Linked DNA regions of Homo sapiens: region 2 is linked to region 1. The links are chromatin loops, found by intact Hi-C in ENCODE. Cell type or tissue: CD4-positive, alpha-beta T cell. All regions are shown on one strand.

Evidence for each region. Hi-C counts contacts between places; a loop is a spot of excess contacts. Peaks named below come from ENCODE experiments on the same cell type or tissue, not always from the same donor. Only the 100,000 strongest peaks of a DNase experiment are listed, where the experiment ranks them.
Region 2: it touches region 1 in a loop (7-fold over the local background); 3 of 110 quality-filtered maps call a loop at or near these places.

Annotation. Positions count from the first base shown.
Region 1 is chrX:149,620,086-149,628,085 of GRCh38, reverse strand. All of the region lies in intron 1 of TMEM185A (transmembrane protein 185A), which reads left to right. Among named protein-coding and RNA genes, the nearest start is that of TMEM185A, 7.7 kb to the left of the region's middle. In CD4-positive, alpha-beta T cell, no CTCF peak of the experiment used is centred here; no DNase peak of the experiment used is centred here.
Region 2 is chrX:149,820,670-149,828,669 of GRCh38, reverse strand. LINC00850 (long intergenic non-protein coding RNA 850) reads right to left here and starts at 2,962. Exons shown (of 3, transcript NR_109813.1): 1 at 2,854-2,962. In CD4-positive, alpha-beta T cell, a CTCF peak has its summit at 3,060 (motif pointing right); a DNase peak (open chromatin) is centred at 3,059.

The sequences.
Region 1 (8,000 bases):
TGAGAAGTGTTGCTCTGGGGGTTCCAACTTGTGGGCATGGGGTACTGATGAGATCAGTAGTGTTTGGAGACTTCTGTATGCTCCATCTTCAGAAGACATTCTGGAGTCCATATAAGTTATCTTGTCTCTTGTTTGAAGCAGGAAAAAGGAATGCGATTGCTGGTAATATAGTTCACTAAAGTCAGCTACCTGGCCTCTAACAGTTATTTGCAAAGTATATTATAACATTGATTCCTCAAACATCTAGATTCCTATCTCGTGCCAAGTGATGTACTAGGTGCTCTAAGTACAAAAATAAAGGAATATAGTCCTCCTCTCAATGCGTAAGCCTAGTGGAAGAAGCAGAAATGAAAGGGAAATAAGAATTCAATAGAGTATGAGGCATTACAGTGAAAGAAACCAAATGTCTTAGAAGTACAAATGGCAGAGCTACTAATTCTGTCTCGAGCAGGCAGGGAAGAGTCTATAGTGGAAATGACTTTTGAGCTAGATTTTGAATTGAGCTAGTCTTTTGAGCCAGACTTTTGAGCTAGAATTGTAGGGTTGTCATCAGACCAGAGAGTAGGAAGGGTACCTTGTGAGGAAGAGAGAGAGAGATCAGATTGTTACTGTGTCTATGTAGAAAAGGAAGACATAAGAAACTCCATTTTGATCTGTACTAAGAAAAATTGTTTCTGCTTTGAGATGCTGTTAACCTGTAACTTTAGTCCCAACCCTGTGCTCACAGAAACCTGTGCTGTAATGAATCAAGGTTTAATGGATTTAGGGCTGTGCAGGATGTACCTTGTTAACAATATGTTTGCAGGCAGTATGCTTGGTAAAAGTCATCGCCATTCTCCATTCTCGATTAACCAGGGACACAGTGCACTGCGGAAGGCCGCAGGGACATCTGCCCAAGAAAGCCTGGGTATTGTCCAAGGTTTCCCCCCACTGAGACAGCCTGAGATATGGCCTTGTGGGAAAGGAAAGACCTTACCACCCCCCAGCCCGACACCCGTAAAGTGTCTGTGCTGAGGAGGAGTAGTGAAAGAGCGGGGCCTCTTTGCAGTTGAGATAAGAGGAAGGCTTCTGTCTCCTGCTCATCCCTGGGAATGGAATGTCTCTGTGTAAAGCTGACCATTCCCATTCGTTCTATTCTGAGATAGGAGAAAACCACCCTGTGGCTGGAGGCGAAGTATGCTGGCAGCAATACTGCTCTGTTACTCTTTGCTACACTGAGTTGTTTGGGTAAAGAGAAACATAAATCTAGCCTGCGTGCACATCCAGGCACAGTACCTTTCCTTGAACTTATTCATGATACAGATTCCTTTGCTCACGTTTCCCTGCTGACCTTCTCCCCACCTGTTGCCCTGCTACACTCCCCTCGCTAAGATAGTAAAAATAATGATCAGTAAATACTGAGGTAACTCAGAGGCTAGCGCTGGTGCGGGTCCTCCGTATGCTGAGTGCCGGTCCCCTGGGCCCACTGTTCTTTCTCTATACTTTGTTTCTGTGTCTTATTTCTTTTCTCAGTCTCGTCCCACCTGACGAGAAATACCCACAGGTGTGGAGGGGCTGGCCCCTTTCAGTATCTCAGAAGGGACAAAGTACACAAAGGCATGGGGTCATGATAGTGCCTGGTATGTTCAGGTAGTGAAGAGGTCCATGTGGTATGAGCACTGCAGATGATATGTGTCGTATGAATTAAAAATACATAGTTACTGCAAATAGTTTTTACAGGTTATTGTTTTTAAGAAAGCAGTATCTAATGCACGAGTGTACTGTCAGTACTGTCAATGAACTACTTACCACTCAAGTGACTGCTTATCTGTTGTTCTGTCCTCTCAAGCCACCTACAGTCAGAAAATGGTCTTGATTTTACTGATGTTGCTGTTAATAATAGCTGTGACTTCTTGAGTACCCACCACATGCCAGGCCCAATGTAGGGGCTTTGCATCCATTATCCATGATCTTTACAACAACCCTGCAAAATTAGGTATCAGCCTTATTTTAAAGTCTTGACAGCTTGTGACTTCCCTGAAGTTGCATAGGCAGGAAGAATCTAAGTCAACATTCGAATCCACGTCAGTCTCATGAAGCCTGTGCTCTTTCCTGCGTGCCATGCCATAGTTCTAGTTAAGTGACAACTCCTTTCCTCCATGACATTGTAGATCCAGTATGCTAAGGAACCCTCTATTTACAAATTGTAAGTGATTAAACAAAACAAACCTGTTAGTGGCGCTTATACATCCAAATGAGTGTTGTTATTCAAAGAGGTTACTTGGGGAAAGAGAATGTATACACCTATTCCATTGTTCATACTCCTTGTTACTCATCTGGAATTCCCTTTAAAGTCAGTTTACATATCACATAAGAAGATCCATCTCATTGCTTTATGATCATCTATCATTTTCAACCAAAATAGTTCCACCTAGTTTGATCACACATCTTATTCACTAACCTTGGCTCTGACTGACTGTTTGCCATTTCCAAAATTTGAATCCACCCTCAGTGAAAATTTAGCACCATTTGGGATAGTCAGAAGATCAGACTGCAGGTTCTCAAGGTGCTTCCAAGAAGAAAGCTTCAAAGATGATTTGAGTAATGAAGTACCATTGGAATTACTGCATTGCCTCCCAAGGGGACTGGTTAAAGGAGAGAAATCTCATTTGAATGTATAATTTCCAGTTTTAAAAGTATCATTCCTATTACTTGATAATTACACACACATTGTTCTTAGCTGTGTTCTTTGAGGGCCAGGATTTGGAGGTGCTGAATTACGTGCTGAATGAGTGGATGTTGGGTACAAATAGACATCTACCACTGGGAAGTCTTTGTTGTACAGGAGAGACCGTGGATTGAAGGAGTTTTAGATAGTTTCCTAGGACTCCAGAAGTTAAGCTTTTTAATATGGAGCTTGAGTTTTCTAATCATTTTGCCTGATATGTCATGCCTGTACAAGATGACTGGAATTTAAGACAAAAGCCTCGAACTCTGGAGATAGATGCTTTATAAGTGGAGACTCATACTTTGTCAGCTCCAACCTAATAGTGACAACAATGATTGCTAAATGAGATTATTACCTACAATGTGGCAGAACTTTTGTCTTTCATAATACTGCTAAAGCTAGAATGGGTAAAATGTATCATTTACACAGTGCTTTCACATACCCTTGTCTTAATGAATCAGTATATGAGGAATCAGATGAGGAGACAGACCTGGGGGAAAATAACTCACCCAAGACCACACCGCTGATGAATGGCAGTTGAGGAACTTAAATGCAGATCTTCCTACTGGCCTGGGCTCTGCTTTTATTTGGCTTTTGTGCTTTTTTGTATCTACTGGTTAAATGCTCTTAAACATTTTTTATCTTAATAAAACCAGCTAAAGTCTCCACTAAAAGACTTTAAATTTGGTTAATAAGGTGTAAGAGGGGCAGTTCCCTTGATAGTTTGTGAGTATGTCAGGTTGTCATTTGGAGCCATTCTGTCAAGCTTTAGACTGGGATGTGCCATCCAAAGTTTGTGTGTGTGTATGTGCTTGTGCGTGTGTACGTGCATGCAGGCATGTGTTAATGCGCGTGTATGTGCTCCAGTGAAGCCAGCAGCTTCCACTGGAAAAAAACTGATAGGTCTAAAAAGAGTCCAGCTGCATTCTTATGATATGCAGAAAACAGATACTAGAACTTTTACATTCAGAGTCATCATTCCTTTGCTAAGTATATTCTCTCTCTCCCTCCCTTCTTCCTTTTCTCCCTCCCTATTCTCCCAACCCTGCAAAGTGGAGAGAGGGAATTTGAGCCTGAGCAGAAAGCTCCATGTAAATTTCAGAGAGGATACTAGCTTTGGCCCAGGTAGCACTACTTAGTGATTCATCGTATACTAACACTACAGATTCAAATGAGAGTGGAATAAATCCATTCTAAAGGTGTAACTGGAAAAGTGAATTTTAAGAAGTAGTGATTAATGTTAAACCAGAACCTCCCATTTCTCCCAGGTTTGTGGAGAATTAAGCAGTCTATTTTTATACTTGGAATCTGGTCTGAATGTTTCTTGAAAAGTAACTCAAAGTAGTTTAGGCTATGACCATAAGTTATTTTTGTAAATACATTTTCTTATCACTGTATTATTGCATATTATTGTGTATTCTTTTGCAAATCAGGCTTGATATTTCCTTTTGGCTATGCAGTCACCTTTTAGACTTTGCTTGCAAATATATTGATATAGTTAAGATACTATTCTTTCTTTCCCCAACTAGGAGTGTGTATGAATTACATCTTTTGAACTTACTGATTGTATTACTTTGTTTTACTTGATCAACTTTGTAGTTTAATTTTTTTAAAAAGCTAGCTGTTGGGATTACTGATCAGTTTCATTTTTATATCTATATTTCTACTTTTAGTTTTATTATTTTCATGTTTTGGCTTTTTCCCCAAATTTCTTAGAAACTCAGTTTACTAGTTTTCTTTTGCCTCTTTTTTTTTTTCTTTGTTTTCTACTTTTACTTAAACATTTTAAATGAACACATTTTCTCTTGAGTTTTGTTTTGGCAGCTGCCCAGGTATTTTTATGTTTCAATTGTATTTTAGTAACTCTACTAAACTGCTTAACAAATCAGTATTGAAAATGATCCATTTTTTGTCAGTGTTTTTATGAATTGTATAAAATGTCTACCTCTGGTCTCTACTGATTACAATCTACCTTACACACTCATATGTATCTTCTGTCACTCTTGTTGAGAAAATCTGCAGTGGCCCCATATTACCTATTAATAAATTCCAAGGACTTTACCTTGATATTCACATTCCCCTACCATGTTACCACAGCCAACTTCTGGCTTATTCCCCCCAGTACCCTTTCTCCTGTCTCTGCAGCACCCTACCCACCACGATTTATAGAAAGTATTCTGTGTGTTCCAGTCTGCTGGAATTGGAGAGGGGAGGATAAAGAGGGGATGAGCAATGGGTACAATAATACAGTTAGATAGAAATAATAAATCTAGTGTTTGGTAGCACAAGAGGGCAAATATAGTTAATAATGTATATTTGCAAATAACTAAAAGAGTGGAATTGAAATGTGCCTAACACAAGTAAGTGATCAGTGCTTGAGGTGATGGATATCCCAGTTACTCTGATTTGATCATTACACATTGTATGCTTGCATCACAGTATCACGTGTACCCCATAAATAGGCACAACTGTTTTGTATCCATAATAAATAAAAATAATTTTTAAAAAATTGGAAAACATCTTATTCCCTTTGTCTGGAATTCCTTATTCCCAACTTGTTGCCCAGATTCCACTTCTCTTCCCATCTCTCTCAGGGAAATTAATCTTCCAAGTCCCCTAGTTTACCATATGTAGTTACTTGTTGATACATCATCTCCCTCTGTTCCTATTAGTCTGAGCATCTTGAGCGAACGCATTGTTGCTCCTTTTTATGTATCTCACACATTTCAGGCACTCAAATATTTTTAACAATTGTAAATTAGATGTGTGTTTATTGTGTATTGCTGCCCCATGATCCTTTTTTTCTCCCTGGAAAAACTATATATATGTAAAGCAAGTATGTTTTCTTGTTCTGCTACGTAATTATCTTCATATAAGCTTGCTGTTTTTTAAATTTTCTCGTTCTGCTACTTAATTCTCTTCATATAACCTTGCTGTTTTTTAAATCTACTCTTGTGTTCATTTCCGTATTTTCCTTAGGAACTTTGTCTGTTTTATCTGTCATGATTTAAGAGTAGCATGAGGAAGCCCACAATTAAAATATTTCTGTGTATCCTTAAAAAAGAAAAATTGTAAAATTATTTCCATATTCCATGGTCATGTTAGGTTTTTGTTATTTAGGTTTTCCTTATTAGTCCTTTTAGCATTTTAATACTTTCGGCTTTGAAATCTAATTTATCTAATTTTAAAGATAGTAAATTGTTGCTCTTGTCTTCATCCAGGCGTGCTAAACCTCTGTCATCTGATTTCTGATAGTTGGTTCGACTTTTGACTTTGGTTCCAAGCGTAACTCTTGAATGTAACAGGTTTACTTTCTTAATCTAGGAAGCAACCTTTCTTTTTACAGAGCTGTGGTAGGCAGAATAATGACGCCCCCAAGTATGTCCACATCCTAATCCGTGGAACCAGGGAATATGTTCTGTTACATGGCAAAGGGGAATTAAGGTAGCAGATGGAATTAAGTTTGCTCATCAGCTGACCTTAAAATAGATTATTCTGGATTCTCTGGCTGAGCCCAATGTAATTACAGGGCCCTTAAATATAGAAGAGGGAGACAGAAAAGGAGGTCAGAGTGATTCAGTATGAGAAGAACTGCATTCTCCATTGTTGACTTTGAAGATGGAGGAAGGGGCCATGAGCTAAGGAATGTGGCAGCCTCTAGAGCTAGAAAAGGCAAAGAAACATTCTCTCCTAGAGCCTTCAGTAGCATAGTCCTGCTGACACCTCAAGTTTAGCCCAGCGAGACCCATATTGGACTCTGACCTCCAGAATTGTAAGGGTTATGCCTTTTAAACCACTAGGTTTATGCTTTTTAAACCACTAGGTTTGTGGCAGTTTTGAATGGCAGCAATAGGAAATTAATAAGAGAACATTCAGCTCATGTATATTTTTCTAACCCTAGTATTTGAATCATGAATTATATTTTGTGGGTCCTTTTGTAAGTTTATCTTGTTTTCTATTTTTCATGTAATAGACATAAAATTTTAAGTTTCCTTTAAATTATGTCAAAAACCACATAAAATAATCCCTTTTCCAACATTTAAAACATTTTGGTACTTCTCTTTTCTTTAGTTCCACTACTCTCTTTTTTTATTAAATAAGGAAACTGTTTTACAGAGGATAATGAAGTTAGCTTACAGCATTTACCACCCCCCCCCACCAATTTACTTTTTATTTATAGTCTGAAAATCCTTTAGGATAAAAATTACCTGTACATGTTATCTAATTTACATATGAATCCTGTGTCGTCATTATCTTAGCATTTGTTAATGTTTGAATCCACTAATTTCTTTTTTAAATAGTCTGTTTTCAAGTCCATTGTTTCTGGTAATTATATTTGTAGCCACAGGCTTTAGTTGACAAATTGGTTCTGATTTTTTTAGATTTTGGAATATTTCCCTCTGCTTTAAGAGAGAAAACTTCTGCCTCTACTAATTGTGTACTGTAATTGTGGTGATAACTCCATTTCTATTAACTTGTGAATCACCTTGACACAGGCTCTCTTCTTGTCCAAAGTCTAAGGGATGAAGTCATTTTTATCTTGGTTTCTTTAAATGTTCTTTCTTTGTAGCAGCTTATAAAAGCCTGTTTTTGTTTTCGAGTATTAATATTATTAGCTAATGTGTATTGAGTACGCTGGTTATCAGACTGTTTCCCACAGACCTTGGGAGTGGGCCTTGAGACCCTTTCCAGGTATCTGCAAAGTCAAAATTATAATACTAAGACATTCTTTGCCTTGGTCGACATTGGCACTGGTGGTACAAAAGTAGTGCATCAAACAGCTGGTGCTGGAGCACAAATCAGGACAGTGGCACCAGCTGCACTAGTCTTCTGTCACTGGATTCTTCACCACCACGTGCTGGACTTGCAGTTAAAAAAAAAATGCCAGCTTCACTTACGAATGTCCTTGATAAAGCAGAAAAATATTAATCTCATTTAATCTTGACCCCTGAATGCACATCTAGTTTAATATTCCATGTGATGAAATGGGAAGAATGCATAAAGGCCTGTTGTATGCTGAAGTGCAATGGTTGACTCAAGGAAAAACGTGTGTGCCTGAGTTACAAGCTGCTGTTTTCATGGAGTATCATTTTTATTTGGAAGGACAACTGACAGACAAGACTGTGGTTATTTGTGTTATGGTGTTTGGCAGACATTTTCTTGAAAATGCAGGAAGCCACAATAAACATACGTGTGCATGTGTCTTTATAGCAGCATGATTTATAGTCCTTTGGGTATATACCCAGTAATGGGATGGCTGGGTCAAATGGTATTTCTAGTTCTAGATCCCTGA
Region 2 (8,000 bases), 200 kb before region 1:
AACATTCTTTTTACATAAATTCCCCCCTCCACCCTTTTTTTCCTAAAGATGATAACCATTCTTTTCCAAAGCGAACTTCCTTCATGTCTGTGGACTAGACTGCCTAAGACCATAAGATTAGAAGTTAGGATAATACATGTTACACTGTTAACTTTTAGCAAACTTTACTTTTGTTGAAAACCTTGTAAGTTTGGGATTTCAATTATCCTTTGCTGTTAACAAGACCTTGTTTAGTCCAGATTTACTTAGAATTGGCATAGATGGTTCCTTCCTGGTTCTTTAAGTACTTTAAGGCTTGGCTGAGAGGAAACAGCTCTCAGGTTTGAGCAGACCAATTATTAGGCCATTTTCCTAACTCTGCTTTTACAAGAGTTTCCCTATCAATTACTGAATACCTATTGTGTCTTTTTCCCTCAGTCACCAGGGAGGAACCATCTATTGTCCTGTCCTGAAGGGAGTTCCTCCTAGGTATGGTCAGACCTTTGTATGGTAATTAATTAAGATTTAGATCCCCTGTTAGGAAACCTGCTGGGTTAAGGGAATTATCCGTGGTTAATGTTAAATCATCTTTTTCTAACAGAAGAGTCCCATACTTTAAGATTTTTGAGTTAGTAAGCTACCTTTCTGCTTTTTTTTTTTTTTTTGACTTAAGATAGTTCTGAACTTGTGAGGTGTGCTTACAATGAAGTTTCCTCTAAAAGCGATTTTTCTACTTTCTTCTGCTAGCAAAGCAGTTGCTGCTACAGATTAAATGCATTTGGGCCATCCGCAGGTTAAGGATTTTAGATAGGAAGGCTAAGGGTTGTCAGTGGCCTAAGTGCTTTAGGGCTATGCCCTTGTTTACACTGACAACAAGGTGGTATTGGAGTGTTATAGGGTCATGGAGAAGACCTTCAATTATCAATTATAGGTTTTAAATTTACCCTGGCTTTTAAAGGAATAGGGTACACTGTTTCTTCTTCACTACTTCTATCTTTCTTTCTTTGACTTTCTGTCTCTCTCTTTCTCTCCCTTTGACTCCGTCTCTGCCTCTCTCTCTTTGACTCCCTCTTTGTCTGTCTCTTCCTCTCTCTCTGCCTCTCTTTTTCTCTGTCTCTCTTTGACTTTCTGTCTCTCTCTCTCTGACTCCCTCTTTGTCTCTCTCTCTTCCTCTCTCTCTCTCTGACTCCCTCTTTGTCTGTCTCTTCCTCTTTCTCTCTCTCTCTGACTCCCTCTTTGTCTGTCTCTTCCTCTTTCTCTCTCTCTCTTTGACTCCCTCTTTGTCTGTCTCTTCCTCTCTCTCTGACTGCATCTTTGTCTCTTCCTCTCTCTCTGCCTCTTTCTCTCTCTCTCTTTGACTCCCTCTTTGTGTGTGTCTCTCTCTCTTTCTCTCTTTGATTCCCTCTTTGTCTCTTCCTCTCTCTCTCTCTTTCCCCCCTCCCTCTCTTTCCTCTCTGCTGTTCTTTCCCTGCCTCTGCCAGCTGCTTATGCTGCTGTTCTCCCCTCTCCTTCCCCTTTCCCTAGGGGAGGGACTGGCAGGAGTGGAGCTACTCTTTCTTCCTCTGAAAAGAGGATGCCCAAGATGGACATTAACTCGACCCAGGTGTACAACTGAGGTCCTAAGAATTGGTCAATTTGGTCTGCCACTCTGTAAGGGTCATCTAGTAGTGATTTAAGCTCCTTTTTTAAAACTGTGGACTTCTGAACTCGGTAGGGTAGCATTTACAAATCCAATGCCCCCTTCCCCCCTCCCCCCACCCTCCTTGTGGTACCTCTTTCAAAGGTAAGAGGATCAGGGCTAACCCCTTAGGTACAGAGGGAAATGGGAAATTCTGAATATCTTTTTTACATCGTTCTACCTCATACTGGAGTCCTTTTAGACAGGGGTATTTAGGTCGGGAGGGAACAGACTGATGGAATGGTAATTCCCAAGAGTCAGGGTTATAAGGAGGAGGGATAACATGAGTAGAGGGGGATTTGGAATGGGATCTGAGGTGTCAGTGGCTGTCTGAGGGGAAAGATTGGGGACACTGAATGGGGGAAGATAGTCTAGAGGATCTCATGCGCTGGAATGTTTAGGCGTGAGAGCTGGCTCCTCTGACTTTTCATTTTGAGGTGCCAGATTGGGTTCTTCCCTATTTGTTTTTAAGGGAAAAAGGAGGGCAGGTCCTTGTCTCCATAGCCTAGTTCTTCTTGAGACACTGGACTTTTATCATTAACATATCGGATTAGAAGCTGACACATTACATGCTCATTCGACCTAAACTTTAGCCAGAAGATTGAGGGTTTGAGGATGGGTCCCTGAGTTCAAGTAAAACAGCAATATTGTATCATTTGTTGCTTTTTCCTTTTTTCTTTTAGTCCCTTCATTATCCTTCCAGTGTTTTAGCATGAGACCTAGGGGGCTATCCGGGGGGATATCTTTGTTACCATCTTTATCCTCCTTGCTCCCTGTCTTGCTTGGGGTATTTCTCATCTTGATGGTTTTGGGGTAAGGTTCAAGGTTCAATTTCCCTTACTGGGAATTTCTCACCTTTTGGGGTGAGGCTCAATGTCCCCACTGGAAATTTCTTGCATTTTGGGGTAAGGCTCAATTTCCCCACTGGAAATTTCTTGCCTTTTGGGGTGAGGCTAAATTTCCCCCACTGGAAATTTCTTGCCTTTTTGGGGTGAGGCTCAATGTCCCCACTGGAAATTTCTTGCATTTTGGGGTGAGGCTCAATTTCCCCACTGGAAGTTTCTTGCCATTTCTACTACTGGAGATTTGTGTGAGGTTCAATCCCCCACAATGGGGATGTCTCACCACTTTTTAACTTCTAAGCCACCCCGACCAAGGAGTACTTCACCGCCCCCGCCCCACTGCAACTTTCTTACCTTGGTCCTGACCACCAAGGAAATATTTTACCAGCTCCCACAGCTTCTCCTTCCTTGGTCTGTGCACAGAGTTGTTGCCACACTATGTGAGGATCCTTTAAGCTAGGTTGCTGGCCAGTCCCCTGCCCCCACGTTGCTGAGAGCCCAGGTTATTCCTCACACTGGGTGGGTCTTGATTTCTCACCCCTGAGGCTGCCACAAGGGGGCGGGGTGTGCCTCCTCACAAGAGAGAACCAGAGAACGTCCCTAGAGGGGAATGTAATCACAGGCAGCCCCTAAATTGTTATATATAAAGTTTCAGTGCAGCAAAAGTAATAGCACTCAAATATAAAATTTTATTTTTAATTCTCAGCAAGGCAAGTTACTTCTATAAAAGGGTATGCCCTTACAGATGGAGCAATGGTGAGCGCACACTTGGACAAGGGAGGGGAAGGGGTTCTTATCCCTGACGCATGTGGCCCCTGCTGCTGTGTCATTCTCCTATTGGCTAGGGTTAGCCTGCACAGGCTAAATTCAGATTGGCTAATTTAAAGAGAATGTTGGGTTGAGTGCTTTGGCGGGAGTCAGGGCAGAGCAGGTAGCAGGTAATCTGAATGAGTTAGGGTGGAGCAGGTGATCAGAATGAGTTAAGGTGGCACAGGTGATTGGAATGAGTCAGGGTGGAGTAGGTAATTTGAATGAGTCAGGGTGGAGTAGGTAATCGAAAAAGGTTGCTTTACGAGGAAGTTAAGTTTAAAAGTAGAAAGCAAAGAATTGAACATACTGACATATTAATTATTTGAAAAGAAATTTAGAACTCATATCTAACGTCTGAGAAAAAAAGAAACAAGAATTTTAAAAGGTAAATATAGAGCAGTTTCAAGATGGCCGAATAGGAACAGCTCCAGTCTGCAGCTCCCAGCTTGAGTGATGCAGAAGATGGGTGATTTCTGCATTTCCAACTGAGGTACCAGGTTCATCTCACTGGGGTTTGTCAGACAGTGGGTGCAGTTCACGGATTGTGAGCTGAAGCAGGGCAGGGCATCACCTCACCCGGGAAGTGCAACGGGTAGGAGAATTCCCTTTCCTAGCCAAGGGAAGCCATGACAGACAGTACCTGGAAAATTAGGACACTCCCACCCTAATACTGCACTTTTCCAACAGTCTTAGCAAACAGCACACAAGGAGATTATATCCTGCGCCTGGCTTGGAGGGTCCCACGCCCACGGATCCTTGCTCACTGCTAGCACAGCAGTCTGAGATTGAACTGCAAGGCAGCAACAAGGCTGGGGGAGGGACGTCTGCCATTGCTGAGGCTTGAGTAGGTAAACAAAGCAGCTGGGAAGCTCGAACTGGGTGGAGCCCACCGCAGCTCAAGGAGACCTGCCTGCCTCTGTAGACTCCACCTCTGGGGGCAGCCCATAGCTGAACAAAAAGCAGCAGAAACTTCTGCAGACTTAAACGTCCCTGTCTGACAGCTTTGAAGACAGTAGTGGTTCTCCCAACACAGAGTTTGAGATCTGAGAATGGACAGACTGCCTCCTCAAGTGGGTCCCTGACCCCCGAGTAGTCTAACTGGGAGACACCTCCCAGTAGGGACTGACTGACACCTCATACAGCCCAGTGCCCCTCTGAGACGAAGCTTCCAGAGGAAGAATAAGGCAGCAACATTTGCCGTTCTGCGATATCTGCTGTTCTGCAGCCTCCTCGGGTGATTGATACCCAGGCAAACGGGGTCTGGAGTGGACCTAGGCAAACTCCAACAGACCTGCAGCTGAAGGTCCTGACGGTTAGAAGGAAAACTAACAAACAGAAAGGACATCCACACCAAAACCCCATCTGTACGTCAAAGACCAAAGGTAGATAAAACCACAAAGATGGGGAAAAAACAGAGCAGAAAAGCTGAAAATTCTAAAAATCAGAGTGCCTCTTCCCTTCCAAAGAAATGCAGCTCCTTGCCAGCAACAGAACAAAGCTGGATGGAGAATGACTTTGACGAGTTGAGAAAAGAAGGCTTCAGACGATCGGTAATAACAAACTTCTCCAAGCTAAAGGAGGATGTTCAAACCCATCGCAAAGAAGCTAAAAATCTTGAAAAAGGATTAGATGAATGGCTAACTAGAATAAACAGCATAGAGAAGACCTTAAATGACCTGATGGAGCTGAAAACCATGGCACGAGAACTACGTGACATATGCACAAGCTTCAGTAGCTGATTTGATCAAGTGGAAGAAAGGGTATCAGTGATTGAAGATCAAATGAATGAAATAAAGCAAGAAGAGAAGTTTAGAGAAAAAAGAGTAAAAAGAAACAAAGAAAGCCTCCAAGAAATATGGGACTATGTGAAAAGACCAAATCTACGTCTAATTGATGTACCTGAAAGTGACAGGGAGAATGGAACCAAGTTGGAAAACACTCTTCAGGATACTATCCAGGAGAACTTCCCCAACCTAGCAAGGCAGGCCAACATTCAAATTCAGGAAATACAGAGAAAGCCACAAAGATACTCCTTGAGAAGAGCAACTCCAAGACACATAATTATCAGATTCACCAAAGTTGAAATGAAGGAAAAAATATTAAGGGCAGCCAGAGAGAAAGGTCAGGTTTCCCACAAAGGGAAGCCCATCAGACTAACAGCGGATCTCTTGGTAGAAACTCTACATAGAAGCCAGAAGAGAGTGGGGGCCAATATTCAACATTCTTAAAGAAAAGAATTTTCAACCCAGAATTTCATATCCTGCCAAACTAAGCTTCGTAAGTGAAGGAAAAATAAAATCCTTTACAGACAAGCAAATGCTGAGAGATTTTGTCATCACCAGGCCTGCGTTACAAGAGCTCCTGAAGGAAGCAGTAAACATGGAAAGGAACAACTGGTACCAGCCACTGCAAAAACATGCCAAATCGTAAAGACCACTGATGCTAGGAAGAAACTTCATCAACTAACAAGCAAAATCACCAGCTAACATCGTAATGACAGGATCAAATACACACATAACAATATTAACCTTAAATGTAAATGGGCTAAATGCTCCAGTTAAAAGACACAGACTGGCAAATTGGATAAAGAGTCAAGACCCATCAGTGTGCTGTATTCAGAAAACCCATCTCACATGTAGAGACACACATAGGCTCAAAATAAAAGGATGGAGGAAGATCTACCAAGCAAATAGAAAACAAACAAACAAAAAAGCAGGGGTTGCAATCCTAGTCTCGGATAAAACAGACTTTAAACCAACAAAGATCAAAAGAGACAAAGGCCATTACATAATGGTAAAGGGATCCATTCAACAAGAAGAGCTAACTGTCCTAAATATATATGCACCCAATACAGGAGCACCCAGATTCATAAAGCAAGTCCTTAGAGACCGACAAAGAGACTTAGTCTCCCACACAATAATAATAGGAGACCTTAATTCCCCACTGTCAACATTAGACAGATCAAGACAGAAAGTTAACAAGGATATCCAGGAATTGAACTCAGCTCTGCACCAAGCCGACCTAATAGACATCTACAGAACTCTCCACCCAAATCAACAGAATATACACTCTTCTCAGTACCACATCACACTTATTCCAAAATTGACCACATAGTTGGAAGTAAAGCACTCCTCAGCAAATGTAAAAGAACAGAAACTATAACAAACTGTCTCTCAGACCACAGTGCAATCAAACTAGAACTCACCATTAAGAAACTCACTTAAAACCACACAACTACATGGAAACTGAACAACCTGCTCTTGAATGACTACTGGGTACATAACGAAATGAAGGCAGAAATAAAGATGTTCTTTGAAACCAATGAGAACAAAGACACAACATACCAGAATCTCTGGGACACATTTAAAGCAGTGTGTAGAGGGAAATTTATAGCACTAAATGCCCACAAGAGAAAGCAAGAAAGATCTAAAATTGACACCCTAACATCACAATTAAAAGAACTAGAGAAGCAAGAGCAAACATATTCAAAAGCTAGCAGAAGGGAAGAAATAACTAAAATCAAAGCAGAACTGAAGGAGACAGAGACACAAAAAACCCTTCAAAAAATCAGTGAATCCAGGAGCTGGTTTTTGAAAAGATCAACAAAATTGATAGACCGCTAGCAAGACTAATAAAGAAGAAAAGAGAGAAGAATCAAATAGACGCAATAAAAAATGATAAAGGGGATATCACCACCGATCCCACAGAAATACAAACTACCATCAGAGAATACTATAAACACCTCTACGCAAATAAACTAGAAAATCTAGAAGAAATGAATAAATTCCTGGACACATACGCCTTCTCAAGCCTAAACCAGGAAGAAGTTGAATCCCTGAATAGACCAATAACACCCTCCGATATTGAGGCAATAATTAATAGCCTACCAACCAAAAAACGTCGAGGACCAGACAGATTCACAGCCGAATTGTACCAGAGGTACAAAGAGGAGCTGGTACCATTCCTTCTGAAACTATTCCAATCAATAGAAAGAGAGGGAATCCTCCCTAACTCATTTTATGAGGCCAGCATCATCCTGATATCAAAGCCTGGCAGAGACACAACAAAAAAAGAGAATTTTAGACCAATATCCCTGATGAACATCGATGCAAAAATCCTCAATAAAATACTGGCAAACTGAATCCAGCAGCACATCAAAGGATTATAAATCATGCTGCTGTAAATACACATGCACACGTATGTTTATTGCGGCACTATTCACAATAGCAAAGACTTGGAACCAACCCAGATGTCCATCAATGATAGACTGGATTAAGAAAATGTGACACATATACACCATGGAATACTATGCAGGCATAAAAAAGGATGAGTTCATGTCCTTTGTAGGGACATGGATGAAGCTGGAAACCATCATTCTCAGCAAACTATCACAAGGACAAAAAACCAAACACCGCATGTTCTCACTCATAGGTGGAAATTGAACAATGAGAACACTTGGACACAGGGTGGGGAACATCACACACCGGGGCCTGTCGTGGAGTGGGAAGAGGCGGGAGGAATAGCATTAGGAGATATTCCTAATGTAATAGGAATGTAAATGACGAGTTAATGGGTGCAGTACACCAATATGGCACATGTATACATATGTAACAAACCTGCACGTCATGCACATGTACCCTAGATCTTAAAGTATAATAATAAAACAGGTAAATATACATACATATACACAT